Linked DNA regions of Homo sapiens: region 2 is linked to region 1. Evidence: read pairs that join two places in POLR2A ChIA-PET (ENCODE). Cell type or tissue: OCI-LY7. All regions are shown on one strand. Each heading gives the region's core, and the rest is flanking DNA. Links, peaks and the distances in the headings are about the cores only. Region 1 holds the start of LOC124906248 (a long non-coding RNA gene). Region 2 overlaps FOXP1 (forkhead box P1).

Region 1 (15,671 bases), core at 3,998-11,997:
TCTCCTGCCTCAGCCTTCCGAGTAGCTGGGACTACAGGCACCCGCCACCAGGCTGGCTAATTTTTTTGTATTTTTAGTAGAGACGGGGTTTCACTGTGTTAGCTAGGATGGTCTTGATCTCCTACCTCGTGATCACCCGTCTCAGCCTCCCAAAGTGCTGGGATTACAGGCATAAGCCACCGCGCCCGGCCACAAAGTCTAGACCTCTTAAATCTCACAACACAGGGTTGTCCCAGGGCATCAGAGAGCAAAATGTTGAAAAAAAAAAAAAAAGACAGGATCTTCCCCTAAAGCACTGGGAGAAAACAGCCAGCAATAAACACATTTGCAGGTGGGTGAGATGAGAAGAACAACTATCAGAATTTGATCATGGTTTGAGGCCTAATACTTTCTATAGTACAGCACTGAGAAGAGTTACAGGGAAATGTCTAGGTGTAATTTTGATAACATTACCGCTGGAAGAATTCGCAGCATACATGTTCCAAAACAGTATCTACAATCAAGAACAATGTTAATATTTGATATCAGAATAAGATGATTTTTATTAACATGCGAGTGTTCATTTGACAAGACACAATCCTTTCAAAGAAAATAACATGCCAGACATAGTGGCTTGTGCCTGTAATCCCAGCTACTCAGAAGGCTGCAGGGTGGGAAGATCTCTTGAGCCTAGGAGTTTGAGACTAGCCTAGGCAACACAGGGAGAACCTGTTTCAAAAGAAAAGCAGAAAGAAAAGAAAAGAAAAAACATGAACTTATACATGTAATAACATGTATAACTCTTCCTCCTGCTATGCTTCAAAGCTGAAGCACACAATATCACTTCTCAGGCTGACATAAAACCAGCATAAAATGCTGTGTGATATGTACTTTAACATTCTCCTTTGCTTTCTACTTTTTCTTCATTGGGCAAAGGTTTTCTTAACTCTAAGGCACAATGATCCCACATTTTTAAGAGCATTTCTACTTTCTTGTGATTTTAATCTTATCAATATAAACAATTCATTACATATAAAATATTGTAAGTCACTTCTATGTTTTTATAAAACTTTTCATATAATTAAAGCGTCATGTCAGAAAAAAACATCCTTTGAGAAGATGACAGTCCACACATTTGAGTTTGAAATGCATCGATATTGACCATAGGAATGAACAAAAATAAAGAAGTGGAAGTCAGCGGTTCAGCAAACAGCCCTATTTTTGCTGTGCTTACTTTAATCCACAAAACCTACAGAAGGGAGAAAAACTGGTAAAGAATCTGTGGACAAATTTATAACTAAAAGAAATTTGCATTAAGTGCAATTAAGACATGAGTGCCCAATAATAGTAGATTGCCTTAATAAATTATGTTACATTCATGCAGTAGTGGAATATTATGCAGCCATTAAAAATAAGGTTATGTGGCAACATTTAGTGACATGGAAAAATGTGCTTGATAAAGCCTCAGGTAGAACTTATATTACAAAAGAGAGAGGCAGAGTTTGCAGAAGCACAGTTTTTGAATCTTGCTGAGTCCCCACATAAAAACATACAGAGCAACTAGAGAGCAAAACCAAAAATCCACAAGCAAACAAACATATAAGAAAATCAGGCCAGGCACAGTGGCTCCCACCTGTAATCCCAGTGAGAGGTGACAGCGTGCTGGCAGCCCTCGCAGCCCTCGCTTGCTCTGGGTGCCTCCTCGGCCTTGGTGCCCACTCTGGCCGCGCTTGAGGGGCCCTTCAGCCCGCCGCTGCACTGTGGGAGGCCCTTTCTGGGCTAGCCAAGGCCGGAGACGGCTCCCTCAGCTTGTGGGGAGGTGTGGAGAGAGAGGTGTGGGCGGGAACTGGGGCTGCGCAGGGTGCTTGTGGGCCAGCGCGAGTTCTGGGGTGAGTGGGCTCGGCGGCCCCGCACTTGGAGTGGCCAGCTGGCCCGCAAGCCTGGGGCAGTGAGGGGCTTAGCACCTGGGCCAGCAGCTGCTGTGCTCAATTTCTCCCTGGGCCTTAGCTGCCTCCCCGCGGGGCAGGGCTTAGGACCTGCAGCCTTCCATGCCTGAGCCTCCCCCCTCCCCACCCCCCGCCATGGGCTCCTGCGCAGCCCAAGCCTCCCCGACAAGCGCCGCTCCCTGCTCCACGGCACCCAGTCCCATCGACCGCCCAAGGGCTGAGGAGTGCGGGCGCACGGCGCGGGACTGGCACGCAGCTCCACCTGCGGCCCCGGTGCGGGATCCACTGGGTGAAGCCAACTGGGCTCCTGAGTCTAGTGGGGACTTGGAGAATCTTCACGTCTAGCTAAGGGATTGTAAATACACCAATCAGCACTCTGTATCTAGCTCAAGGTTTGTAAATACACCAATCAGCACCCTGTGTCTAGCTCAGGGTTTGTGACTGGACCAATCGGCACTCTGCATCTAGTTAATCTGGTGGAGACTTGGAGAACCTTTATGTCTAGCTAAGGGATTGTAAATACGCCAATCAGTACTCTGTGTCTACCTCAAGGTTTGTCAACACACCAATCAGCACCCTGTGTCTAGCTCAGGGTTTGTAAATACACCAATCAACACTCTGTATCTAGCTAATCTAGTGGGGAGGTGGAGAACTTTTGTGTCTAGTTCAGGGATTGTAAATGCACCAATCAGCACCCTGTCAACATGGACCAATCAGCTCTCTGTAAAACAGACCAACTGGCTCTTTGTAAAATGGACCAATCAGCAGGATGTGGGTGGGGCCACATAGAGAAATAAAAAGCAGGCTGCCCGAGCCAGCAGTGGCAACCCGCTTGGGTCCCCTTCCATACTGTGGAAGCTTTGTTCTTTCGCTGTTTGCAATAAATCTTGCTATTGCTCACTCTTTGGGTCCACACTGCCTTTATGAGCTGTAACACTCACCGCAGCTTCACTCCTGAAGCCAGCGAGACTACGAACCCACCGGGAGGAATGAACAACTCCAGACGCGCCGCCTTAAGAGCTGTAACGCTCACCGCGAAGGTCTGCAGCTTCACGCCTGAGCCAGCGAGACCACGAACCCACCAGAAGGAAGAAACTCCAAACACATCCGAACATCAGAAAGAAGAAACTCCGGACATGCCGCCTTGAAGAACTGTAACACTCACAGCGAGGGTCCGCGGCTTCATTCTTGAAGTCAGTGAGACCAAGAACCCACCAATTCCGGACACACCAGCACTTTAGGAGGCTGAGGTGGGTGGATCACTTGAGGTCAGGAGTTTGAGACTAGCCTGGCCAAAATAGTGAAACTCTGTCTTGACTAAAAATATAAAAATTGGCCAGGCATGGTGGCACGTGCCTGTAATTAATCACAGCTACTCGGGAGGCTGAGGCAGGGGAATCACTTGAACCTGGGAGGTGGAGGTTGCAGTGTGCTGAGATCATGCCACTGCACTCCAGCCTGGGCAACAGGGCAAGACTCTATCTCAAAAAAGTAAAAAATAAAATCAAGTGACCAGTGTCACTTTGAACACTGTAATACAACAGATGTGGAAAAGCTAAGACTAGCCTCAAGTCCTACAGAATAGTAGCACCTAGGTGGGAAGAAGCAGAGGGCGGCAATGCAGCAACGGAAAGAACTGAGAAAAAGAACCCCAGTATTGCCAATAAGTACTAAATGGACAGTATGGTGAGCCAAGTTTAAAATAGCAGCTGAACTTAGGGCTGTGGGGTATTTCCCGTTCCAACAAAGGGTCAGAGCAAAGGGCCCGTATTAAGAAAAGTCTGCAGAGCTGGGAGGAGTCTAGTGCTTATGAACTCTCAAAACTGGGCTGTGAGGTCTCCATTCTAGCATAGGACTCCACACTGAGGAAAAACTCCTGGCAACAGAATCAAAATCAAAAAGGACAGAGAAAACCAAGAGGAAAGATAAGAGAAAGGCCTCCCCAAAGTAGAGAAGAATACAGTAAAGATATTTTAGAAAGCATGCCAGTAGCCAAGTAGTAGAAAGTAACCCAAAAGAGAGAGAGCTCTAAGGAATTAGAAGATCTCTCTTAATACAGCCACCCTGCTAAAAGTTCAGAAAAATCACTTTCACGTAAAAATGAGCAATATAAAAATTTTGAGGTAAAATTCTATACAAAGTGATAAAAAAAAAGGAACAGAATAACATCTTACACAAAATGAAAGCATTTATCAGACATGTCATTACTTGTCTGTAACCTATTACTTCAAAATGAGCTAAAAGACATTAAGAATAAGATATACGGCCTGAAAGAATTACATAAATCAAGCCACGTACAGTGGCTCACACCTGTAATCCCAGCACTTTGGGAGGCCGAGGTGGGAGGATCACTTGCACTCACGAGTTTGAAGCCAGCCAGGGCAAGATGGCGAGACGCTGTCCCCACAAAAAAATACAAAGAAATAGCTGGGTGTGGTGGTGCGTGCCTGTGATCCCAGCTATTTAGGAGGCTGAGGTGGGAGGATCGCTTGAGCCTGGGGGCACAGGTTGCAGTGAGCTGAAATGGCACCACTGCACTTCAGCCTGAATGACAGAGTGAGACCCTATCTTAAAAAAACAAAACAAAAGAAAATAAACAAAAAAGAATTACATAAATAAGAATTCGACTGGCTGAGAAATGGGGGAAGAAAGAATAAACTTGAAAAAAAGAAAAATCATTCTAGAAATAAGAAAATACACTAGAGGGACAGATAGCAAATAGATACAACAAATAACGCTTTAAAAAAAACTAGAAGGTTAAAATGAAAAACAAAATCAAACAGAAATTAAGAGAGAGAGAAGGATTTAAGGGAAAGTATCGAATACTGAAGACAGGTAAAGGAGATCCAACATATAGAAAATAGGAATCCCTGGGTCAGGTGTGGTGGCTCACGCCTGTTATCCCACCACTTTGTGAGGCCAAGGTGGGAGGACTGCTTGAGCCCAGGAGTTCAAGACCAGCCTGGTCAACATGGCGAAATTCTGTCTCTACTAAAAAGACAAAAATTAGCCAGGCGTGGTGGCACATGCCTGTAGTCCCAGCTACTCAGGAGGCTGAGGCATGAGAATCGTTTGAACCTGGGAGGCACAGGTTGCAGCGAGCCAAGATCATGCTACTGTACTCCAGCCTGGGTGACAAAGCTCAAAACTAAAAGAAGAAAGAAAAAAAAGTAGGAATCCCTGGAGAGGAAAGCAAAGGAAGAAAATTGTCCAAATACCTAAAACTATAATTCAAAGAAACATTCCTGAAATTAAAAAAATATTCTGAAACTACATATTGCAAAAGGACCCTGGACACTGAAGCATATTTGCTCCAAATGACCGACACTAAGATATAATCTAATAAAATTACTGGACTTAAGACTTATTATGCCAGAAGAAAAAGGAGTAACATATTTAAGATATGCAAAGAAAAAATGTGAGGCAACATTTTTAATTCAGTAAAGATTGTGGTTTAAGTATAAAGAACACAGCAAACTGTTACGAAAATTCAAGAATTCAGGGAATACAGTACCCATGAGCCTTTTCCAAAAAATCTAACAGAAATGAAGTTTAGACAAAATGACTACAGACATTGACATAAGGACTGAAGAACTGGTACTGAGCACTGAACATACCTGTATTACTAAAAAGTACAATAGGGTTAGAGTTAAAAGGGGGAGAGTATCATATAAATGGCTAAATGTCCTGAAAATGCAAATCTAATACAACTATCAAAAAATAATGCAAAGAGTGAGTGGCTCACACTTGTAATCCTAGCACTTTGGGCAGCCAAGGTGGGAGGATCACTTGGGGCCAGGAGTTCAAGATCAGCCTGGGAAACCTAGTGAGACCCCACCTCTACAAAAAAATTAAATTAAATTAAATTAAAAATTAAAAATCATTAGCCAGGCATGGTGGCACATACCTGTAGTCCCAGCTACAACAGAGGCTGAGGTGGGAGGATCACTTGAGCCCAGGAGTTCGAAATTACAGTGAGCTATAATCGTGCCACGGCGCTCCAGCCTGGGCAACACAGCAATATCCTGTCTTCAAAAAAAAAAACATAATAATGGAGTTAGACTAGGGATAGCATATGTAATAAAATGTTTACTCTTCTTGCTAATCATAACTGGTAGTGGAAGTATTTAGTATTGTTATTCTAAGACTGTTGTGTGTAAGGTAGAGAAATAAGCAGATGGGCAATTATGGGATATTCTAATGCTACCATCCCCTTTGTTCTCGAGAACCAAAACTGTCAGCATGGAAGAAAGGAGATAAAGATGTAATAAATAGGAGGTTAAATAAAAGCCCTGTAATCCTGATTATGAAATGGAAATATCAGGATGAACTCATGAGGCCTGGACACACTCACAACAAGGAGCACTGTTAGCGCTAAGATAATTGTCTTGAAACACAAATTCCCACTAAAAGAAATGGGTTTCTAGATAAATGGTTGATTTCAATTCTCAGGTAAGAAATGTACAAGGTGGCCAGGCGTGGTGGCTCACGCTTATAATCTTAGCACTTTGGGAGGCCGAGGCAGGTGGATCACCTGAGTTCAGGAGTTTGAGACCAGCTTGGCCAACGTGGTGAAACCCCGTCTCTACAAATAATACAAAAATTAGCTGGACTTGTTGGCGTGCACCTGTAATTCCAGCTACTCAGGAGGCTAAGGTAGGAGACTCAGGCGGGGGTGGAGGCGGAGGCGGAGGTTGCAGTGGACCAAGATCGTGCCATTGCACTCCAGCCTGGGCAATAACAGCGAAACTCCATCTCAAAAAAAAAAAAAAAAAAAAAAAAAAAAAAAAAGGTACAAGGTGAGTCTGAAACATTCTGTCATAGCAGGGAGCAAAGAAGCTATGAAAGACCGTAGGGTCATATCAGAAGGACAGAGGAGCGAATGCAAAGAAGTTACACTCATGAAAGACAGACAATTTGATCTTCAATAAAAGTTTAAAAAATGCAATAAATTGAAATCTACTAACATGTTTAAATTTATAGTTTATAAAAACATAAAAAATTTTTAGTTTATTTTATTTTTATTTTACTGTAAGTTCTGGGATACATGTGCAGAATGTGCAGGTTACACAGGTATACGTGTGCCATGGTGGTTTGCTGCACCTATCAACCAGACATCTAGATTTTAAGCCCCACATGCATTAGGTATTTGTCCTAATGCTCTCCCTCCCCTTGCCCTCCACCCCCCGATAGGCCCCAGTGTGTGAGGTTCCCCTCCCTGTGTCCATGTGTTCGATAAAAACATGAAAATTTAATGGTTACTTTCAGAAAAGGAGAGCGAGTCAACTCATTATTTTGAAACTTAGTAAATAGAGGGAAAGAATTCGACATTTATCCTGTATTACCTAAATGAACAGTACCACTGGGTAACTAAAGAGTAGATGAAGAATAAAATTACAAAAGCATCCCAGCTAGTAAGTAGAATTAGAATATCACCGTGTTGCATCTCCCAGTGAATTAATGGATCTAGGCAGTAAGGATTAATGACCGTCAATATCACAAAAAGGAAGACAATAAGATATTATATCCCTCACAAATGAAAGAACACAACACCACCTAGAGTTGTGCTGAAGGGATCAAACATGAGCCTCTGGATCCAGCTTGCCAATGTGCAGGAGATAGAGAAGGCAGAGGGACATGTTGAACTGAGGATGCAATCAGCAACTTCCAGGCTCTGGGGAACCCTACAGCTCAGGGGGCCAGGGATCTCTGAAAGGTGGTAAAGTACAAAGAAAAGAAAGGCATAGACAGGAAATCTTCAGATTAAGAAACTTAAAAGACATATCAAACATTTAAAAAGTGGACAATATTAAACTGTGGTGTCTAAGGATGCACATGTAGGTGATCAAATAATTAACAAATGGAAATGATTATGATAAAAGTAAAAACATGAGTTGTTTTTGGAAAGGGCTGTGAGTGGAACAGGACACAGGAGAAACTTCAAGGTGGCTAAGTTCAATTTCTTGATTTGGGTGGCAAGGTTCCCTGCCTTAAAACAATTTTTATGTAAATATATACAAATACATATATATGAATGCAACTTAATACAGTAGCCACATATGGCTATTAAAACGGAAATTTAAAATTAGGTAAAATTTAGTCCCTCAGTTATACTAGCCACATCTGCAGTGCTCAGTAGACAATGGCTACCTTTTATACAGTATGGAAATAGGACATCTGGTTCAGAACTGATCTGTGCGCGAGCATGTGTATAGTTGGGAGTGGGTGGGTAGTTTTCTATAACTGTTCTACTTTATAAAAATATTGAAAGTGCAGGCCCCCAAATACATTACATAGCTATACATATATTATCTCAAATATAGAAATATTGGCTATTCTTTGAAGTAATAACAAAGGGCATATACCTTCCAGAAGATTGATCAATGATATGAAACCATTTTATGCCATGACACAGCAGGGACCCCAATCAGTCCAATGGATCTGACTTCCAGTTGCTGGTACATGGTAGCAAAAACTTTCATCTCAAGGATAATGTAGCTGTGATCAGAAAAGGTTAATAAGCTCTTCTCCATTATGGATTGATAACTAATCATTTCAATTATCATTAAACATTTATTAGACATTGGGAACAGAGAAGGCTATGGCAGAGTGGAGCAGCAGCATCCATGCCAGACAGACACTCCAAACAAGGGACTCAAGATATGTACCTCCGTTATACACAAGGAGGACGAGGAAGCGCTCGTTTCACAGGGCTGGACATCCTTAGGTCACAGTCATCATACCTCTGTACTGCTGCTGAGCTCATAGTAAGTATTAAGGAGGAATTTCCTCTGAAGAGATTCGAAAGAGGTGTACGAAAGGAAAAAATGAAAGCATGGCTTATGCTCTCATAAAATGTTTCTAAGCAGGATAAATGACATAAGAGAAATGGGAGGCTATATGTTCACACAGATCAAAGTGAGATCTGCAAAAACATGTGTTACATAAAGAGCAGAGGGCCTAAAAAGAAATTACTTAGAGGTCAAAACAAAGAATCTCAGAGAACAAATAGGTACAAAGGCAGGGGTGTCCACTAATCCTCTTCGGTTATTAGCAGGACAAGGGTCAGTGTTATAGAAAGTGGATAATTATGAGGGACGGATTTGAATAACCTAAAGAAAAAGGATGGAGAAACAAAACATCTTAACTACAAAATGCCTTTCCAACCCGAGTCTTTAATTATCCCAGGAGAGTATAAATTTTTTCTTTGAGACGGAGTCTCACTCTGTCACCCAGGCAATCTCGGCTCACTGCAAGCTCCATCTCCCAGGTCCATGCCATTCTCCTGCCCCAGCCTCCCAAGTAGCTGGGACTACAGGGGCCCGCCACCATGCCCAGCTAATTTTTTTGTATTTTTCGTAGAGGCGGGGTTTCACCCTATTAAGCCAGGATGGTCTCGAACTCCTGAACCCGCCTCGGCCTCCCAAAGTGCTGGGATTACAGGCATGAGACACTATGCCTGGCCAATATTTTTCTTTAAAATAATATAATGGATATAAAAACATAATGAGAAAAAAAATAGGACTACAGAACTTGCGATCCAGTGCAATAAAGAAGACACTAACAAAGGTGCATTAATGGTTAAAAGGTGTGGAAAAGCAGTAACTAAATTATACTTTGGTAATTGTGCAAGGTACCACACGCTAAGAAACACACTAGCTTTGAGTCAAGATAAAAGATGCCTATCTAGCAAAGAACACTAGGATGGTTTAAGGGGAAAAAGAAGAAAAAGAAAACCACTAACAGGGTCTAATTTCTCCCCCTATTCCATATCTGAGCCTTCTGATCTCAGAAAGTCCATCATATGTTTACTAGTGTCTGGATATGATCCAAATATTCTCTTCAGCTCTCTTTTACATTTTATTCTATCGAGAAAGATTTGGCAAATGAAATCTATTATGATGTCAAAAGGTAGCTGACAACATAAAATGTATCCTGCTGAGTTGATGCCGCACACGGCTAAATTTACAACAACACAAGTATCATAAAAATTATAAGAACTGCAAATTAACCACTGATTTCTAGTTCACTGACATAAATAATGGTAAGGACCTGGATAACTTCCAAACATCTTTACCACTGTTTAATTTGTCAAAATCTATCAAGAGCATTTCAACCACAAACCTGTCCTCTAAGGTACATTATCATTCCCACACTCAGATTAGCATTGGTGGCAACGAAGGAAGACTGTATAATTACTAGGGCTCCTGGAGGAGTCTCCTCTCCTTGTTGTAACTCTTCAGCGTATCAGTGTCTCACTCTTTCTTAAATACCATTCTTACTCTCAATTAGTTATTTAAGATCATTAAAAAATTGGGCTCTAATTTTGTAAGAGATGTCTCTCTGCTTTCAAAATTAGTCCCTCATTACAGCGTTAAGGTTCCTACTGGGCTCAAATTAGCAAGATTTTCTGTTTACTTCATATTTGTGAACCAGGAATGCTGGTAGCAGTATGGTACAAGAATAGTTAGCTGACGGCTGTTGGGAAACCCAGCAGGTAGGGAGGTAGCACATTGAAACAAAATGACAAAGACGATAATTCCTCTCTGAGAGAAAGTTAAGATACAGAATCACATGGCTTCTTCCACTAGCAATCCAATCTATGGACCATTCACATAAATGACAAGAAAAGAAAATGGCTTTAACATACATGTAAAATCTCTTCTGAAAAACCATGTTTCATTCATAGTGAATATACAGTCGTGGCTAAACTATTTTATTGCTCATAAACACCAAAAGATGTTTAACAATAATAAAAAGGCTGAAGAATTATTTCATGTCAAAGTAAATACCCTTTTAAACATCTTTAAGTGAGGAAGTATCTTTTGATGCATATGTGTATGTACCTGTGTGTGTGCATGGGTGCTTGCGTAGATAACCCCCTGCCCCCCTATTTTCCCACTGACATATGTCTAGAACAAATTTACAATACTGCTGAAAAGGAACAAATTAAGTGTTTGGCCATAGCACTGTTAGCAAAAATAATCAATCAGTAGCATCAGTGTCTAAGTAGAAACTATATATGTATTTGTGCAGAAACTAGACAGTTATAACTCTTTGATTTGTCCTAATACATTGAGTGTATGGAGATGTTTGACAGATACTAAGTAAATCTAGCATACACTACTTGTGCCCAAATTGGTTTATTTCACATTTCTGTATTTTGGGGGGAAAAGCAATTTCTGTATGACAGATGCACCTGGAGTTTGCCACGTGGCCTCCACACAGAAAGGGCTGTAGAGTCAGAGATTTAGCAACAAGAAAATTGCATTTTATTCTTATTTCTTAAAAAAAATAAAAAGCATATTTTTTCCCATGGAACATGTTTGTATTGAGTTAGTCCATGTCTACACAGAGTAAGTGAATAGTGGAGACGAAACAATGATCTGGGTAAATCAAAGCTCCCAGTCATCTGCTACTGAAGTTAATGTTGGTTTGGCCTCAATTGGACCCTACCAGCTGCCCACAATAAAAAAAATTAATATATTGATTAAATAAAGCCACCAATCCCTCATCTCTCTTTACCTGTGTAAATATGGCCTAAATGTCTCCATCAATGTCAGGGAGCCACTATAAAACTAAACTTTTTCAGAGAGTGTTTTAATTCTTAAACACTAAAGCTGAATGAAGTTCTGAGAGTGGGTAACATAAGAAGAGTTTTCTTTTGCTTGCTTTGAGAAAATCTTCACCTAAAAACAGAACCCCAAAATATATGAAGCAAAACTGACAGAGCTGACAGGAGAAATAGACAACTCCAGAATAATAGCTGGAGACTTCAATACTCCACCTACCAATCCTGGACAGAATGAGGCAGAAGATCAGCAAGGAAATAGAAGGCATGAACAACACTAGGAACCAACCAGGCCTAGGAACCAACCAACCAGACATCCATCCATAGCAACTTCCACCTAATGACAACAGAATATACACTCTTCTCAAGGACACTCTCCAGGATATACCATATTCTGAACCATAAAACATGGCTCAGTAAATTTAAAAGTATGTTATCCAATTACAAAGAAATGAAATTAGAAATCAGTAACAAAAAAATGTGGGAAATCCATAAACAAGTGGAGATTAAACTATACACTCCTATATAACCAACGAATTAAAGGAGATTAGAAAATACTTTGAGATGAATGAAAATGAAGACATACTAAAACTTATGAGGTACAGATAAAGCAGTACTCAGAGGGAAATTTATAGCTGTAAATACCTATATTTAAAAAGAAGAGGCAAGGCGTGGTGGCTAATGCCTGTAATCCTAGCACTTTGGGAGGCAGAGGCGGGTGGATCACCTGAGGTCAGGAGTTCGACCAGCCTGTAATCCCAGCTACTCGGGAGGCTGAAGCAGGAGAATCACTTGAACCCAGTAGGCGGAGGTTGCTGTGAGCTAAGATTGTGCCACTGCACTCCAGCCTGGGCAACAGAGTGAGACTCCGTCTCAAAAGAAAAAGAAAAACAAAGAAGAAAGATTTGAAATAAAATATTACTAGGATTTAATCAACTGGTTAACAGATCCACCAACATATCCTAGAGCTTGACTCTCCAGTCGTAAGACTGAACGACTTCTACAGCAATCATTTTCACTCAGTAAAGACAAAGGTTTGAAGTTGTATTATCTGGAATGTTTCAAAGTTATTTATCCATGGAAGCTTGTGGTAGAACATGCATGAGTCGCTTCTCAATGATTTCCTAAGTGAGGAAACTGAGATCACATAACAAGTTAGCCAAAAATACAGCTTTAAAACACAGGCTTCTGAATTTGAATCTTATGTTTTTTTCTGCTACATAACTAGTCTTATGAATTTAACTTTTTTGCCGCTTATCAGATTTACATGCTGCAAGCTACTAAATCTTTGGGTTACTACTGCCATTCTCTTTTCTAGATGTCCACATGAGGTTCCATGTACACATCAGGAATTAATTACAATCTATTTTACAAATCATTTCATAAATCAAGGATGAATCTTTATTCCTGAAATCACAAGGGACTTATAGGAAACCATGTGATGTGGTCTGAGAGACCTGAAAACTCAAACCCTATAAAGATAGTGGAACAGAGACCATATTATTCCTAGTCAAATGATCTAAGAAGGCAAAGCAGTGAAAAATCTGGATTATAAAAGCAAACAGGCCGCACATAGTGGCTCACACCTGTAATCCCAGCACTTTGAGAGATCGAGGCAGGTGGATCACCTGAGGTCAGGAGTTCGAGAACAGCCTGATCAGGAGTTCGAGACCAGCCTGACCAACAAGGTGAAACCCCATCTCTACTAAAAATACAAAAATTAGCCGGTCGTGGTGGCAGACTCCTGTAGTTCCAGCTACTTAGGAGGCTGAGACAGGAGAACTGCTTAAACCGGGGAGGTGGAGGCTGCAGTGAGCCGAGATCACGCCATTGCACTCCAGCCTGGGTGACAGAGACTCCGTCTAAAAAAAAAAAAGCAAACAGACCTTGATCCAAGTCTAAAATCTACCTCTTTCTTTTTTTAAATTTTGAAATAATTACAGACCACAAGAAGTTGCAAAAATAGTACAATACCCATATACCCTTCATCCAGTTTTCCCCAACGGTGACATCTTGTACAGCTGTATACAGTATCAGAACCAGGAAATTAGCATTGACATATTACTGTTAACTAAATGACAGATTGTATTCAGTTTGGGTTACTTCTTCTGTAACTCTAGGCAATTTAATAATAGGCAATCTCTCTGAGCCTCACTTTATTCACCTGTAACATGAAGGTGGTAAGAGGAGCTACTTCATAGTACTTACAAGAACTCAGTAAGATGGTGCTAGTATATTGCTTATAAAAGTAGCTGTCACACAGAACAAATGGCCAGATTATAATTATTAAACAAAACTTCTGGGATTTCCAGTTTGCTCTGACACTTTCCCTGAGGTCCTTCCTACTTCTCACTAACATAGAGATGGCATCTGCCACCATTTATAGTTTCATCCCAAAGGACAAAAACACTAGAAAAACAACAGAATGTAGCCTACTCTAAGGACTAAAAGGAAATGTAATTCAAAATTCCTCTTCTTATGTGCATACATTGATTTTTTTTTCTTTAACTTAGTGTTTCCAACAGTCAAATGACTCAGGTGCTACTGACGATGCCCTTTGAGGCCTCTAGGAGAGAAAGGACTGAACTAAATAAAATAGCTGGATCTTACACCAATATCTAAGAATAATCTTACACTTTAAATGGCTTTGTGTCCTTTTTTGTTGGGTTACGGGGCGGGGAAGATAAGTTCTTTTTTTCCCCCTACTATGAGTTTTTAAATCTCAATTAGATTTTTTTTTTTTTTTTTTTGAGATGTAGTCTCACTTTGTCACCCAGGCTGGAGTACAGTGGAGTGATCTCGGCTCACTGCAACCTCAGCCTCCTGGGTTCAAGCAATTCTCCTGCCTCTGAGACTACAGGTGTGTACCACCACACCTGACTAATTTTTGTAGAGATGCGATTTCACAAAGCCTAGACTGCTCTCGAACTCCTGACCTTAAGTGATCTGCCCGCCTTGGCCTCCCAATGTGCTGGGATTACAGGCATTGAGCCCATCACGCCTGGCGTTCAATTAGATTTTCTGAATCAAACAGATTAAATGCAAGCCTGGATCTACCCTGTCACAGTTTCCAAACCTACTGGTGTCAACACTAAGGAAAGCAGGACTCTTTAAGAGCCGGGTTTTTTCATTGGTCTTAAATAGATCTCTGTTTGGATATATTTTTTTGTACATGCAGCAAAGAACTACATATAGAAACAGTTCCAGGCGCAACCAAGGCCTTCCCATCTGGGCACTATCCCACAGTCCTGTTGGCCCTTGCCCTCAACCAGTTGTGTGAGTACATCCGCCATCTCTCTGGTTGTGGCATTGCATACGCATATCAGTACTAAGAATGTTCCAGGACCTTCCCTCCTTCACAGCTACGTTTTAGGGATACGAGTATTTAATTTATAATGAGGAAAGAAGAACTCTGCTAGAGTTTCCCCTAACCCTAAAATGTTCATACTTTGAGAATAGTTGAATGGAAAACCTTAAGGAATTTTTTTCTATCTTTTTTTCTATTCTTCTGTCGTTTTGCAAATTAGCTGCATTTTCAAAACTTGCCACCCACAAACAGTGTGAAACACTAGTGTCTGCTGTTTCTATCAACAGACATAATTTGGAATCAGTTAAAACGACAAATAATATGTCCACTAATCAGCCAAACAGCTAAAGTAGACATCTTTGGTCCATTTTAATACCCGGATTTCTCTTCTCCAAAAATCAGACCAAATAAGAATCATATTTGAAGCTGGGTACTGTGGCTCACGCCTGTAATCCCAGCACTTTGGGAGGTCAAGATGGGCAGATCACCTGAGGTCAGGAGTTTGAGACCAGACTGACCAACATGGCGAAACCCCCTGTGCACTAAAAATACAAAAAAATTAGCCAGGCATAGTGGCATGCACCTGTAGTCCAGCTACTTGGGAGGCTGAGGCACGAGAATGGCTTGAACCTGGCAGAGGTTGCAGTGAGCTGAGATGTGCCATTGCAGTCCAGCCTGGGGGAAAGAGCGAGAGTCCGTCTCAATTAAAAAAAAAATCATATTTGGATCATTTTAGCTCTGACTTCAGATTAGGGCAGGCATCTTAAATGAAATGATTTCCAGGAACATTACTTAGTGCTAAGATCATAGGAAAATAATTTAACAAATACAGAACTAGACACATTCTATACTGCATATATCAACTAAC
Region 2 (15,671 bases), core at 4,151-12,150, 58 kb before region 1:
ACTCTGCTAAAAATACAAAATTAGCCGGGTGTACTGGCGCACACCTGTAATCTCAGCTACTTGGCAGGCTGAGGCAGGAGAACTGCTTGAACCTGGGAGGTGGAGGTTGCACTGAGCCCAGATAATGCCACTGCACTCCAGTCTGGGTGACAAGATCGAGACTCTGTCTCAAAAAAAGAGAATACTTCCTTCCAACAGAAACATATCTAAAGATCTGTGGTAAACAAATACAAATGTAGGGAGAGAGAAAAGACAAAAAATTAACAAAGACTTCTTAAAGAATTAGTTTTGTTGATAAAAAGTGTTAACGATAATTTTACTTTTTTGGTAAAAGAAAGAATTGCTGCCCACCAATTCGGTGTGATCACTTGAAAACACAACTTAAGAGAAAATTCACTGTAAATCTGGAATTACCAGATTTCAGGAAAAAAGCAATCTAAAGCTGTCAATCTAGACAGACATCCAAACACCTATTCATCCACTCCAGAGCTGGCCAAAAAAGTACTGTTTATTAACACATCAAGAGAACTTAATTCCTTTGATAAAAGAACCACACGGGTAATAGCATCTACTGACGGATCACTGGTACATATGATTATCTCTGGGGCTATGTTCCACATGTGAATATAACATTTGTACTCACTGAAGCTGTCTGTTGCTTCCCTACAGAGAGACAGAGGCTGCTCACGTACCAAAAAATAGAAAGGAGACAAAGAGGAAAAACCTTACAGGGAGAAACTCATAACCACTAATGTGCTTTCACTGGGCTTAAGTCCAAAGCCATGGATTGTTACAGAAGCAACATGTTACAGGGTGTCTGAATTGTTAAAACTGCTGTCCAAATTGGTTCTGCCTCTAGGACAAGACCTACTATGTGTAAAATATTGGCAGGGGCGATGAATACATATAAGGCATTGTTCTTGTACTCAAAAAAGCTTAAGAGTCTCACTGGGGACATAATCAATTATAAAGCACCTATTATACATTCTAAATCAGGAATCAAAAGAGTCTTAATAGACAGGTTCTCTACCCACTGGGATTTTAGAGTGACTTGAAGATAAGGCATACACCCAAAAAACAACCACCGAACAAGGCAGTATTATATCTGTCAACATTCTATACACATGGAATAATGGGGTTCTTTTGTGCAAAAGAATCACCAATTATAGGAGAAGGAAGAGTCAAAGTTTGATAAATAGATTACTAGGGAAATTCAGCAATGAAAACGAGAAATAATATGCACAATTTTCTCTCAGCAGTGTCCTCGGCATCCCGGGTGGGTCAACTTCGATGTCCTCCTGAGGCTCCGTGTAGAATTATACCCAACAGTGGTGAGCAAAACCAGTATGGCCCTTACCATATTGCTCCCATGGGTCTTGCAATATACTAGGGGTGGGGGATTTCAGGAGGACAAGTAACAGAAGATGGCCTCAGTAATAGAGAAGACCTAGAAGCTTCCATGCCTGTGTCCCACATTTACCCCCCAGCCCCCCACCCCGGGTATCTGATCCCCTGGTCTTCTCACACAGGTCTCTAGTCCCTTGTTTTCCTTCAAAACTAGAAATTCATTTCTCAGTCCTTTATTCTCATTGACTAGCAACCCTTTAATGTCACTGGGCTGCAGTCAAGCGTTACACCAAAGAAAAGACACTCATATTGTCCACTGTTCCTAACTAACTGGGAGAAAGAGCTCTGCCCCTTATTAGGGTCACCTGACTTTGGTCATTTTTTTGACTGGAAAGTCTTTCCAGGATTGCTGCAGATACCTTTTCAAGGGTGACATCTCTTCCCGAACTGCTAGGGGAAAGCTCAGGTCTAGCTTATTTCTGGACCTGGAGGCAACCATCTCAAGGCCATGGTCTTCCATGGTTTGGAAGGTGCAGCATCTGGAGAAGGGAAATTGCTCTCTCCCTCCCCCAGTAGAGCCTCCTAACTTCTCACTATACATGAATTAGGACTAAGGGGAGGCCTCACACTCGTGTGTGCGCATCCATCTGGCTCCCTCTCTGCTGTTCAATCCCCTCTCTTGTACAACGAGCAGAGGCAGTAAGGTGCACATCCTTCTTCCTTCTGGTCCTTGTGCGTCCCATGGGGTCCACTTAAGAGTGACCAGATTCAGGTTTGTGTGAGGAATCAGTTCTGTGTGAATTCAAGTTCAATTTCCAAGAAATACTGGCAATGAGGCACTGGGAAGGAACAAGTCTAACTAACAATCAAATGATAATTTGCATCCGGCCCTGTCCTCCTTCAAACATGTCTGGCTTATGTGAAGCAGTGTCATCTGATGCTTACACCACTGTAACCGAATTGGACTCCCACCTCCAATACATGCTCAGGCCCTCACCCTTCCTCCTTGCTACCACAACCCTAACTCAACTGCTTCCTTCTCTCCTCTAATCCCCTTGCCTTGGCAGGTTCAAGACTCCAGTGTTGTGTTTTCTAGCACAAAAGTTGGCTGGTATTTTCAAACATGCCCATCCCCCTTCAGTCTTCCTTGAATGCAGTCCTACGCCGCCTCCATTATTTCAGTATCCGAGAACAAAGTTTCTGATGACAAAGTCTGTCCTTGGAACACAACCCTTTGCTAATGGGGGGATGACTGCTTGATAATAGGGCACTAACTGTGCAGCCCAGACAATGAGCAAAAAAAGAAACTGGGGGGAGGGAGAGAAATAAATAACAATACAAAGTAATAAATGACTTCATGCCAAATGCATGGTGAAGGAATCAAATGCTCTACTATTCTGAGCACTGAGTGATTTCCTTGAAAGGTCTGGTCGTGGATGGTGGCTACAAAATGAGAAGAGGGCAGTGCAAAGGCCATTGTGAGGCTAGATAAATACAACTTAATGATAATTCAAATTGTCTGCTCATGCTCTTCTCAGACTGGAATGGCTTCACCCAATCCTCTAACATGTCTACTGAAGAAGTCCTACTCCTCCCAGGAGCCTTCACTGCAGGGTAGCCTCCCTCAGGAGTCTTCCACTAATTTTCCCAAGTAGAAATGAAGGAGCCCTCCCTTCCAATTCCTTGGGTCGAATATTTCACATCAAAAAGGACTTCCATACTAGCACCAGTGCCTTGTCTACCATGCTGTGAGTTTCCTGAGATCTGCAGACATGTTTTATTCATCTTAGTGTTCCCAGGCCTATAGGAGCTCAGGGATTTATCCATTTTAACTATGTTGCAAACAGGAAACAGAAGATACAGATAAATGAAAGGCAACCCTCAAGATTGGCCACCTTAACTAAGGACATTAAGAAGAAATATGGTCCTTAGAAGCACATGACCCAAGGCTACCCCTGAAGAGTCAGGACAAGAGGCTCAGACCTTCTCTGCACCCCTTGGAGCAGCAAGGTGACAAGGATGGAGTTGCTGGAGCTCGTCACCACCAGGAAAGGGGTCCTATTAGAAATGGGGTAAATTCAGAAGAGAGCAGAGGGGAGAAATGCAAAGATGGGGTTGTCTAGCCAGGGCTACACCTGACCTATTCAGTTATATTATCAAATAAAGTCTCTTTTTGCTTGAGCCAGTGTGGGCTAAGTCTTATATGGCATGCAACTAAAAAAGTATTTTCGATAACACAGTGATCCACGGAGGTGGAGATAATAATTTAGCATTACAGGAGACAAGCCATACGGAATCGAAAGTCAGGAGTCAGAAGCTGGAAGTAAAGGCTGGGTAGATCTGGGCAAAATCAACAGTTTCTTATCACTGGGTTTCTAAAATCAATCAGCAATCTTACTGATTTTCACTGTTGTTAAAAGCAAGGATTTAAAAGAGAGATTATCAAAATTCAGTATCTGATCAATTGTAGCAGGGCTTGTTGCCCCTTTAGGTAGTAACACTTTGCTCTTTGCCATTCTAGAGCTACGTTTAAATGCATATTATACTCATATACACATAATTAAACAGCACCAAAGAGGTAAGCAAGAATAAATTCCACAGCCCCTGGCAACTACCAGTTTCCCTTCCCAAAGGCATCCATTGTTGCCAGTTTCTTGTCTCTCTATTCCAAAAATATTCTGTACACAATACAATCACATAAGTATTTTGTATGTATATTTCTTTTTCTCCCACTTCATCCAAATACTATTCTATTTACCCACTTGGTCACTTAATATATATTGGAGATATTTCTGTACCAGTACCTACAGGTGTACGTTCTTTTTTAACAGCTCTGTAGTGATGTCCCTGGGTGTCCCTCATCCTGGGGATGGACCATAATTTAGCAATTCCCTCCTGACAGACATTTATGGAATTTATTTGCTATTGCCCCCACAGATAATGTTACAAGTTATAACCATGAACACAGGCCTTTTATCACCTGGGTGGGTATAAGTCCCTAGAAGTAACAGTCGCTTTTCCTTACTGCATTTGTGATCTAACAGAGTCAACAACCCTAAGAGCTGGAAGAATTAATCCCCATTCCCACCTCATGCACCCTACACCTGGGCTTCCCTTTTACTTTTCTTAATTTGTTTTGTTTTGGCAGTTTTCTGATAGGTTCAGACAAGCAGGTGTCTTTGATGGACGCTGAGAACAAAACATACCGAGGCACAATTCTACTGCAGAATGCAAACAACCTTGTAAAATATTCCCCCACCACCTTTTTTAAAGGCCTGGAAGAAAATCATTTGAACCTATACTTAGTGGTGTATGTGAGGCTTCTGGGCATGCGCCGTATTATTAGAGTTACACAATGTAGTAATCACATGCCCGTGTCCCTGGAGGTTACGGGAGTGGTTCCCCATCCTCTCATGCTTATCCCTTCTTCGTTTTTTTGTTTTGTTTTGTTTTGTTGTGTTTCCCCGTCCTTTCCTACCTTTAACATATCCTGCAGCATTCTTTTAGCCTGTTTTCCTCCAGTCTAATTATTCTTCAATTTTAAATAATGTAATAACTTTGACATTTTCATTTATAGTTAAGCCACGCTAATTTGCACAAATGACGGGTAGACACAGCACAAATTAACAAGCCTGAAAAAAATCAGCAAACACCCAAAAAGCCAATGATTAAAAAGAAATCAGGTTTCTGCATTATGAAATGCACATTTATTTTTCCAAGCAATTTCTGCAGACTTGTGAGAAAGTATGGAGTAGTGACACTTGGCTGCTTTCTCATGTTCTCCCTTTTCTAAGCTATAGGGTTACTTTCTCTGCATGGTCTTCAGTAATGATGTTTTCTGGACGAAGAATCAGGACTTAGAAGCCTAAGTCGTTCTGAGTACAAGGTTCAAAAGGTAGTCTGTGAGCTCAGTTTTGGTCCTATAATATAGGAATTTCTGGCATTTCTGGTTACAAGAGAGAAAAAAAATGGAAACGGTTCTTCCCTGAAAAATCTAGGATGTGTCTAATCCAGTTTCATTATCTTCCAACTCCACATTAGGGCTCTCTCAACACGCTACTCACTCAGCCAATATCTCCATCAGACATGGTCACATCAGAAATCTAGGTGGCATCATTAACCATTCCCTCACTCTCACATCCCTTACTCTATCCATCAGTGACTGCTGCCTAATTTTAACCCCTAAGTATATCCTTTTTAAAATTTTATTTTTTAATTAACAAACAATAACTGTATATATGCATGGTGATGCATAGATACAGTGTTTCAGTACACATAATGCACAGTGACCACGTAAGAGCGATGGGCACATCTGTCATCTCAAAATGAATCATTTCGGGGTGTTAGGAATGTTCAGTATCCTCCTTCTAGGTGTTTGAGACTAATTATGTATTGCTGTTAACTATACAGTCAGCCTACAGTGGTACAGAACAACAGAATTTATTCCTCCTACCTAGCTATAATGTTGTATCCTTTAACAAATCTCTCCGTTCCCCCTACACTTCCCAGGCTCTAGTATCCTCTGTTCTACTTTTTAAGTAGATCAACTTTTTTTTTTTTTTTTTTTTAGAGACGGAGTCTCACTCTGTCGCCCAGGCTGGAGTGCAGTGGTGCCATCTCGGCTCACTGCAAGCTTCCCCTCCCGGATTCACGCCATTCTCCTGCCTCAGCCTCCCGAGTAGCTAGGAATACAGGCGCCCGCCACCACGCCCAGCTAATTTTTTGTATTTTTAGTAGAGATGGGGTTTCACCATGTTAGCCAGGATCATCTCGATCTCCTGACCTCGTGATCTGCCCGACTCAGCCTTCCAAAGTGCTGGGATTACAGGCATGAGCCACCGCACCTGGCTGAACTTTTTTTTTTTTTTTTTTTAACTTCCACATATGAGTGAGAACATGCGGTGTTTAACTTTCTCTTCCTGGCTTATTTCACTTAACAATGTCCTCCAGTTCCATCTATGTTGCCACAAATGACAAGATTTCATTCTTTTTTAGTGCTGAATATTATTCCATTGCATATATACAGCACAATTTCTTTATCCATTCATGCATCGCTGGACAGTTTTAAAGACTTCCTGTTCCTTGCCTGTCCACTATCGACACCACAGTCCAAATGACAGCATGCTCTACAATAGCCTCTTGCCACATGCATCAGTCTGATGACTGCAGCCTCTAACTCCTCCCTGCATATTATATTCCAGCCATGCAGGCCTTATTTCTTTGCTTCAAGCATGCCAAGTTCACTCCCACCTGGAGGACTGGACATTAGTTGCTGCTTCGACATTGAATTGATCTTTCCCTAATCCTTACATGTCTGACTCCTTTTCATCTCAACTAAACTGTTTACCTTCATAGAGGTATTTTCCCTAGTTAAAAAAAAAAATGGTGTTGGAGTATTTATTTAATTAATTAATTAATTAAATTTTTTTAGGGTTGAGGTCTCACTCTGTTGCCTAAAGTGGGGTAAGGTGGCAGGATCACAGCTCTCTGAGGGCCCAGTTTTGTCTTCATTGGCTCACTAATATAAACTCAGCAAAGAATGCTGTGGCTGGCACGCAGGAAAAGCCCAAATATGTGATCAAAGCATGAGAAAATGAAGAGTGTGGTCACTTGGATTGCCTACTTCAAGTCCTGGCCATAACACACACAGGAAGGATGTGACCTGGGCATGCTGGGTGAATGGCTGGCCCCCTCTCTGTGCCTGCGGGAAACAGTAGCCCCTACGTAACCCAGAGAAACCAGATTTTTCTGAAGTTTCAATGAAGTTATACATAAAGGCATTAAGCAGGGCCTGACACACAGCAAACGTTCAATAATTAGCTACTGTCATCAATAGCTTTTGATATTATTCCTGTTTTTTACAGTCAGAAAAGTCTTAGATAAATTAAAAAGGAGTAAGAGAGTTGTCTTCTCTGATGTTCTCCATCTTTCCCTCCTTTATGAGCACAGAAGCACTGGACAGTAGGCTACAAAAGGTGGTCTATGGTATCTCACTGCCAAGCTGGCTTCCCAGAAGAAAACCCAGCTTGCCTCCATCCTGGTGCTTAAAACGGCCGGTCTCAGGAAAGCAGCAATTTGATTAAACAAATTTCTGACCGGGCACGGTGGCTCACACCTGTAATCCCAGCACTTTGGGATGCTGAGGCAGGCAGATCACAAGGTCAGGAGTTCAAGACCAGCCTGACAAACATGGTGAAACCCCATCTCTACTACAAACACAAACATTAGCCAGGTATGGTGGTATGCACCTGTAATCACAGCTATGCAGGAGGCTGAAGCAGGAGAATCCACTTGAACATGGGAGGCGGAGCTTGCAGTAAGCAGAGATCATGCCACTGTACTCCAGCCTGGGCGACAGAGCGAGACTCCATCTCGAAAACAAACAAACAAACAATTCCTAACAAGTAAAATACCAATTAAATAATACCCAGCCGCGCCTTCATGAATCTCTTAGAGGCCTTTAATGAGGATCTTTGTTACTCTTGATAGAAACAGGAATTGGGGCCGGGCATGGTGGCTCAGGCCTGTAATCCCAGCACTTTGGGAGGCCGAGGCGGGTGGATCACCTGAGGTCAGGAGTTCGAGACCAGCCTGGCCAACATGGCGAAACTGTGTCTTCTACTAAAAATACAAAAATTAGCTGGGTGTGGTGGCAGGCACCTGTAATCCCAGCTATTTGGGAGATAGAGTCAGGAGAATTGCTTGAAACTGGGAGGATCACGCCGTTGCACTCCAGCCTGGGTGACAAGAGTGAAACTCCATCTCAAAAAAAAAAAAAAAAAAAAAGAAAGAAATAGGAATTGATACCATTGTTCCAGAAAAGAGTTGGGGAATACATACATAAAATTTCAATATAAATCAATACATGTTTATCAAATTTAAATACACATAGCTTTTCACCCAGCATGTCCCAATCTGGTAATTTGCCCTAAATTAGTGCTTCTCAACTAGGGCAATTTTTTCCTCCATGAGACACTTGGCGATGTCTACGGATACTTTTTCCCTGTCATGCATGGGGCAGGGGTGGTGAGTGGGGAGCAGAGTTATAGGCATCTAGCAGGTACAGACCAGGGACGCTGCAAAATATCCCACAAATCACAGCACAGTCTCCCACAAGAAAAAACTAGTCAGCCCCAAACAAAAATAAGCTGATGCTGAGAAACTGTCCTTAGGAAATAGACAGGCTTGCAACTATGCATATACAAGCTTTTTGTATACAATCTCGTGTATCCAACCAAGTAGAAATGGTTAGATAAACTGCGATATATTTATACATAGCTATAAAGTAATAATAATGTTGCTATATATCAATTGTTACAGAGAGATATGGGTAACATTTTTAAATGTTTAAAAAGTAGGAAAAATGTAGCATACTCCTGGCAAGAGAAAACTGTTATGTGTCTATACCAAACTGCCCAATAAAAATAGAATGCAGGCCAGGCGCGGTGGCTCATACCTGTAATCCCAGCACTTTGCGAGGCCGAGGCAGGCGGATCACGAGGTCAGGAGATCGAGACTATCCTGGCTAACACAGTGAAACCCTGTCTCTACTAAAAATATAAAAAATTAGCCGGGCGTGGTGATGGGCGCCTGTAGTCCCAGCTACTCGGGAGGCTGAGGCAGGAGAATGGCGTGAACCCGGAAGTCAGAGGTTGCAGCGAGCTGAGACTGCACCACTGCACTCCAGCCTGCGCAACAGAGTGAGACTCTGTCTCAAACAAAAAAAAAAAAAAAAAAAAAAATAGAATGCAAGCCACAAATGTAATTTAAATTGTTCTAATGGGTACTTTTTAATAACTAAAATGAAGTGAATGAATCAATTTTAATAGTATGTTCTAATTCAATATATTTAAAACATTATCATCATTTTAACCTATAATCAACACCCAAAATTATCCGGTATTTTACAATATCTTTTTTTTTTATTTTTTGAGACAGAGTCTTGCTTTGTCCCCTAGGCTGGAGTGCAGTGGTGCGATCTCAGCTCACTGCAACCTCCGCCTCCCTGGTTCAAGCGATTCTCCTGCCTCAGCTTCTTGAATAGCTGGGATTACAGGTGCCCACCACCATGCTCGGCTAATTTTTTTTCTATTTTTAGTAGAGACAGGGTTTCACCATGTTGGACAGGCTCGTCTCAAACTCCTGACCTCAAGTGATCCACCTGCCTCGGCCTCCCAAAGTGCTGGGATTACAGGTGTGAGCCACCATGCCCAGCCTACAATATCTTTTTTTTTTGTTTTCAAAATAATTCAGGTTACCCACATTTCATCTTCTCAAGAGCTGCCTATGGTAACTGGCTACCATATTGGACGGCCCAGGTCTATTCCATAATCAGTGAGCAGAGACAAATGTTTAGAAGGATGGTCTCCAAAATGGTCCAAGTTGTGATCCTGGGGGTGAATTTATGGTAATGTTTGCTTTCGTATTTATGTTTTCCTTACTGTTTGTTTGTTATGATAAGAGTTATCCTGTATAGGTAAAGAAAAATTAAACTGCATGCATTTCTGAAGGAACAAAGAGAGAAAACAGCTTGTTAGGTGTCATGAAGATATACGAAGCAGCCCTTTCTAATTCCTTGTTAAAAAGGACAGATCCTACCAGCCTGGGCAACATGGCAAAGCCCCTTCTCTACAAAAAAAAAAAAAAAAAAAAAAGAAGAAGAAGAAGAAAAAGTAGCCAGGCGTCGTGGTGCATGCCTGTAGTCCTAGCTACTCAGGAGGCTGAGGTGAGAGGATCACCTGAGCCCAGGGAGTTCAAGGCTGCAGTGAGCTATGATCATGTCACTGTACTCCAGCCTGGACAACAGTCAGACCCCATCTCAAGATAAAAATTTTAAAAAAAAAAAGAAAAAGAAAAGGACAGATTCTGGAGTTTTCCGAGAAAGGGTCGCTATCACCAACCATGTGCGCGTGCACACACTCACTCTCTCTTTCTCCTTCAGATAATAATGGGGTCAAGGTCATTCCTGCCAACTGTACCCACAAACAGCCAACCCTCTGCTATCTCAAAACACATCTGAGTGGTGAGAAAGCACCCGCTTCATGTTCTTCCAAACAGACAGGGATTCTGGCTCCCTGCCCTGTAGAACACACACATCCTCCCATCTAGCCTAGGACATGGTGAATACCTGACCGACATGGTTTCTGCCCACATTGCTCAACGCAAAGTGCTCTCAGGCCTGTCAAGAGCCTAATGCTCTTTTAATGCAGTCTCTACTTGTAAGTTCTAAAATAACATCATGTTAGAGCCAATGAACCTCACAAACAGCCCTGGAAAACCTGTTCACAGTACTTCAGTCCATGGTTTAAGTTCTGAAAAGCTCGTGAGCCCAGGTCTCTCCTTCTGAACTCAGGAACATCTGGATGGCAATGGCTTGGCCTTTTACATTATCATCCCTCAAATCTAAGCTGAGGCTGGGCACAGTGGCTTATGCCTGTAATCTCAACACTTTGGGAGGCCAAGGCATGTCACTTGAGTTCAGGAGTTCAAGACCGGCCTGGCCAACATGGCAAACCTCTGTCTCTACTAAAAATACAAAAAAAAAAAAAAAATTAACCAAGTGTGGTGGTGGGCACCTGTAATCCCAGCTACTCAAGAGGCTGAGAGGGGAAGACTCGCTTGAACCCAGGAGGCGGAGGGTGCAGTGAGCTGAGATTGTGCCACTGCACTCCAGCCTCGGTGACAGAGTGAAAAAAAAAAATCTAAGCTGTAACAAAGCTAAGTGAAGATAAGCCGAGAAGATCCCTCTAAGTGGTACCACACCTTACTCTCTGGTGGCACGTAAGAAATGAGCAGAAGAGAGAGAATATTTCAAATACAGTGTTATCCATAAAAATTCAAAAATCATTTCTTTTTACTTAGGATCTTAATTTTTTCTATTTTGGGCCAAAAGACAGTACCAGGATGCCTGTTTCATTTCTATTCCTATTAGGCTCTCCTTAATATATATATATTTATTAAAGATATTTAAAAATACTTTCCATATCTTGAATTTTTAATTAATAATAAAGATTATTAACCTCCTTGAGAACTTACTACATTCCATGTACTGTGCCAATCATAAAAATTACTGGTGTTGTGGAGCCGACATTTACTGAGCATTTGCTGTGTATAAAACATTGCTCTAAGCACTTTTTACCTGAAAAGAATTTAGTTAATCCTCAACTACTTCACAGGGGAGGTACTAGTTTAGTATCTATTTTTGCAGGAAAAAAAAAGGCTTCAAGAAATCTGGTTACTTCCTCAAGATCAGAAAGCTAACAAGTAGCAAGACCAGGCCCCCAACCCAAGATGGAAACCTGAACTCCCAACCTACGCTATTCTTTGTATCATCTTCACAGCATTCCTATAAGGCAGGTCCTTTCATTCTACCCGTTTCACAGATGGGGACAATTAACTGAAAGTATTCAGGCCATGCCCAAAAACTGGCATCCAAACTCAGCCAAGGCATACTCCAAGTCCATTCCCGCCTGGAGACATGCTAGTACCAAACAACAAGCTATACCTTCATCATGTCGGCACCTGAGATAGTCAATTTCCCATTACAAAATTGGTCCTGTTTTGAAAGGGTGGTAGCAGGAATCAGACAAGTGCACAACAACAGTCCAGTTTCTAAGTGCACTCTCAGGAATGGGAAGAACAGAGAAAAAGCAGAGCATGGTCCAGGCCATGGGTACCCATCTGCCTTCCACTGGTGCTGAGTGCAGGGAAATCCCAGAAAGGGCTGAGAGAGGGAGAGGAAGTGCACTTTCCTTTCAATTTCCCTTCCTTTCTAATTCCTTCATTCAGGAATGAATAAGAATGAGCTGCTTGGGTTTACGGACTCACAGAGCAAACACCCAGAGAGGGGCTGTAATTCCCAGTGCCCCCAGTGTACTCCGGAGCCCCACCCCCAACCCCCAGCAGCACCCTTCTAAACTGATACAAATGGCAGGTGCTCCCTCAAGTCCATAGGCCTGTTCCAAGGGTCTTAGAGCTTAAATGGACACTACTGCAAAGCTTCTGGAACCATGGGGCCAGAGGATGCTGGCTCATTGAGTAAGGAGCTGAAAGAGAAATGGGGAGAAGCTTCTTGGGCTGGAGAGGACAGGACCTACATGACGGTGTGTCCTCCATGTGACAGGGAGACTCCTGAAGGGATCTGGATGACAACCCTTTTTTATTTTAGCTGCTGAGGATAACAGAGCAATAGCAGAAGTTGTAAGAATAGCAGCAACTGCTTACTCTTACTGTGCTAAGTGCATTGCTCAGTGATTTGTTGTTTCTCCTCCCTATACAACACTGAGATTGATCCACCCAATTTGCAAAAGAGCCTTTTGGTTTTTTTATGTTTGTTTGTTCACTGATGTATCCTGGGATGCCTAAAATTATTGAATGCTTACTTGTCCAGAACCAGTAAGCACTCAATAATTATCTGGTGAATAAAGAAATGAATTTAAAGCTTCAAAGTACCATATTAGTCCTGGTACAAGGGCCACTGGTATAGTGGCCTCCCAATGACAAGACCCCTTTCCTATTTTCTCATCACCCTGGCTTTCCCAGTATCCCCACTCCTTCAAACCCTGCCTGTTCCAATGAACAATTAAGAACAGCCTAAAGAAACAAATACAACTTCTGGGACTTCATTTGTAATGAAAGAATTAAATAAAAATTTTTAAAAATAAGATAAACCTTTTTCTCCTATGATTAAACAAAAAAATGTTGAAACTCTTTGGCAAAGTTCAGTGAAATAAACATTCTCATCCAGTACTGATAGGATGAGAAAAAGCAAGATGGCAAGACACATGGAGAACTTGTAAGAATTACATAACTGTTCTTCTACTGATTTTCCCCCCTCTAGAATACATCTAAAGAAAAGCAAATTAATAGACAAATATGCCAGGCACAGTGGTTCACGCCTGTAATCCCAGCACTTTGCGAGGCCAAGACGGGCAGATCACTTGAGCCCAAGAGTTCGAGACCAGCCTGGGCAACATGGCAGAAACCCGTCTCTACAAAAAATATAAAAATTAGCTGGACATGGTGTGTGCAACTGAAGTCTAAGCTACTCGGGAGCTGATGTGGAAGGATCACTTGAGCCTGAGAGATCAAGGCTGTAGTGAGCTATAATCATCACTACAATCCAGCCTGGGTAATGGAGGAGACCCTGTTTCAAAAAAAGAAAAGACAAATATTTGTGCACAAATATGCCAACTGCAACGTTATTACAGGAAAACTGGACATGGTGTCAATACCCAACATTAAGAATAGTTCTTTAAATTTTATTGTATCCGAAAGGATGATGTGGTATACAACCATTCCAGATGTCTTTAAGAACACTTCATGACACAGGAAAATGCTCATCATGAAATACTAAATTAAAAAAAAAAATGGATACACAAATACCATATACTGTATGGCTACAACTTTGTCAACTATATGTACATTCCATTAAAAAAAGAGTAGAAGGAAATATATGTTATCATCAGGGTCAGGAGTCTAAATTACTTTTATTTTTGCATTTGTCTACTTTTCTATAATTGCAAATTCCCCATAATGAGATGGTTTTATATTTATAATCAGAAAAAATTAACTTCATAAGAACTTTCTATTCTATGTATGTAACATACATAGAATATTATAATGAGAACTTAGTTAATGAAATTATATGACCCTTCCTGATGACAATTTTACATTGGTAGGTATTTTATCCCACAGAAGGGAAATAAAGAACATTAACCCCACTCCAAAGCCAGGTAGAACAAGACCTCAGAAAACACGCAGTTCGAATCAATTAGCTTATGCCTCAAAAATAGTAAGAAACACACATCATTATCCTCTTATATACCCCAGCCCTTGGCAAAACACGTCACATAGGAGGCAGTCATTTGTATGAATCAGTCGCATAAGGATAGTGTAGTCAACTAAATTCTCATGCTATACAAAACTCAACTATTCAAAAAATGCACAGTAGTTGTCAACCAGCAGGATAATTCTAACTTTATACATATCTTCATCAAACAGCCTTGTTTTTTAAAAAATCAGGCTTTAGAGGGAGGAGAGACACAGAGGGAGAGGGAACGAGGAAGAAAAAGGAAGAGAGTAAAGAGAAGAAGGGTGAAAAGTGGGCACTTTCTGAGATAAACATTTTCAGATGATGCTTTTCCTATTTAATATTTTGAAACACTTGTAAATTCCCTTAACATAGCTTAGAGAAGAGAATATTAGAAATTAAATCCGAGAAAGGGTCATGTACATAAAAATAATACACCTTGGTTTTCAGTTGGTCCATTTTTTCAACAGTCAACTTTTTAACAGTCAAATTTTAATATTTCCACTTATCTTTGGTATTATATCACAAAAGGAAGGAACTGATGTAGTGGAAGAGGCTGGGAGTCACTACCAACACAGAAATCTACAATTACACAGTGGCCTGGGGTCTGTCATTTCCTTTTCTGTATCACAGTTTCATCTTCAGTAAATATAAGGAATGGGCTACAGAAGTCTGACATTCCTTGGTCCTCTCTGAATCTATAAACCTAAGAATAAAGTCATGTATCACTTCACAATAGGGATAGGTTCTGAGAAACGTGTTGTTAGGCGATTTTGCTACTGTGCCAACATAAGAGTGTACTTAAACCCAGATAGTATGTATATTTTTACTTATATATTTTCATATGGAAAACCGTATGTCCCAGCACTGTTACCTAATGTCAGTCACTTCTCCTACTTTATCTGCAATGACAATACCAAGTGCTATGTATCAGGTATGCTCCATTATAATTTTATGGGACCACAGTCATATATGCAAACCATCGTTGACCAAAACATCCTTGTGTGGCACATGACTGTACTTCATTGATTGGCCATTTGGGGATTTTAGAATTAGATGGGATATCTACCACCATGTAGAGTGTCCCCCGCCACCCCCGCCCCGCCCGCCAGCACACAGCTCAATTTTAAACACAGGGAGCCTCATAGAAACTCAGTAACTACTTATTGCTTAATCAATTAGTAACTATATCACTGAGGTATAGCAAAGAAGAGAACTTAAATTTCATACTCTAAAAGCTGTAACTTTTTTAATTTTACAGAGTTAATCTGAATGAAACCCAACCAAAGCAAAATTTGCAACTATAAACAAATTTATATTAATGGCATGTGCTGGGACAAGAGAATGACTGATATTTGGGATAAATTAAACAATGAAAGTATAAATGGCTCTCCTTTGAAAGATACAAAGTTCCTTATCTAACAAGCTGCAAATCAAGTTGGGGAAGTGGGAAAATATCGAGGGAGAATTCAAATCAGAAACAAAACAAAACAAAACAAAAAACTGCCTACCA

What was found. Peaks named below come from ENCODE experiments on the same cell type or tissue, not always from the same donor. Only the 100,000 strongest peaks of a DNase experiment are listed, where the experiment ranks them.
Region 2: POLR2A ChIA-PET joins it to region 1 with 17 read pairs; 2 of 35 experiments call an interaction of 5 or more read pairs at or near these places.

The regions. Positions count from the first base shown.
Region 1 is chr3:71,329,328-71,344,998 of GRCh38, forward strand. All of the region lies in intron 4 of FOXP1 (forkhead box P1), which reads right to left. LOC124906248 (a long non-coding RNA gene) reads left to right here and starts at 8,603. Exons shown (of 4, transcript XR_007095957.1): 1 at 8,603-8,692. In OCI-LY7, for the core only: no CTCF peak of the experiment used is centred there; no DNase peak of the experiment used is centred there.
Region 2 is chr3:71,271,061-71,286,731 of GRCh38, forward strand. All of the region lies in intron 5 of FOXP1 (forkhead box P1), which reads right to left. Among named protein-coding and RNA genes, the nearest start is that of FOXP1-AS1, 11 kb to the right of the region's middle. In OCI-LY7, for the core only: no CTCF peak of the experiment used is centred there; no DNase peak of the experiment used is centred there.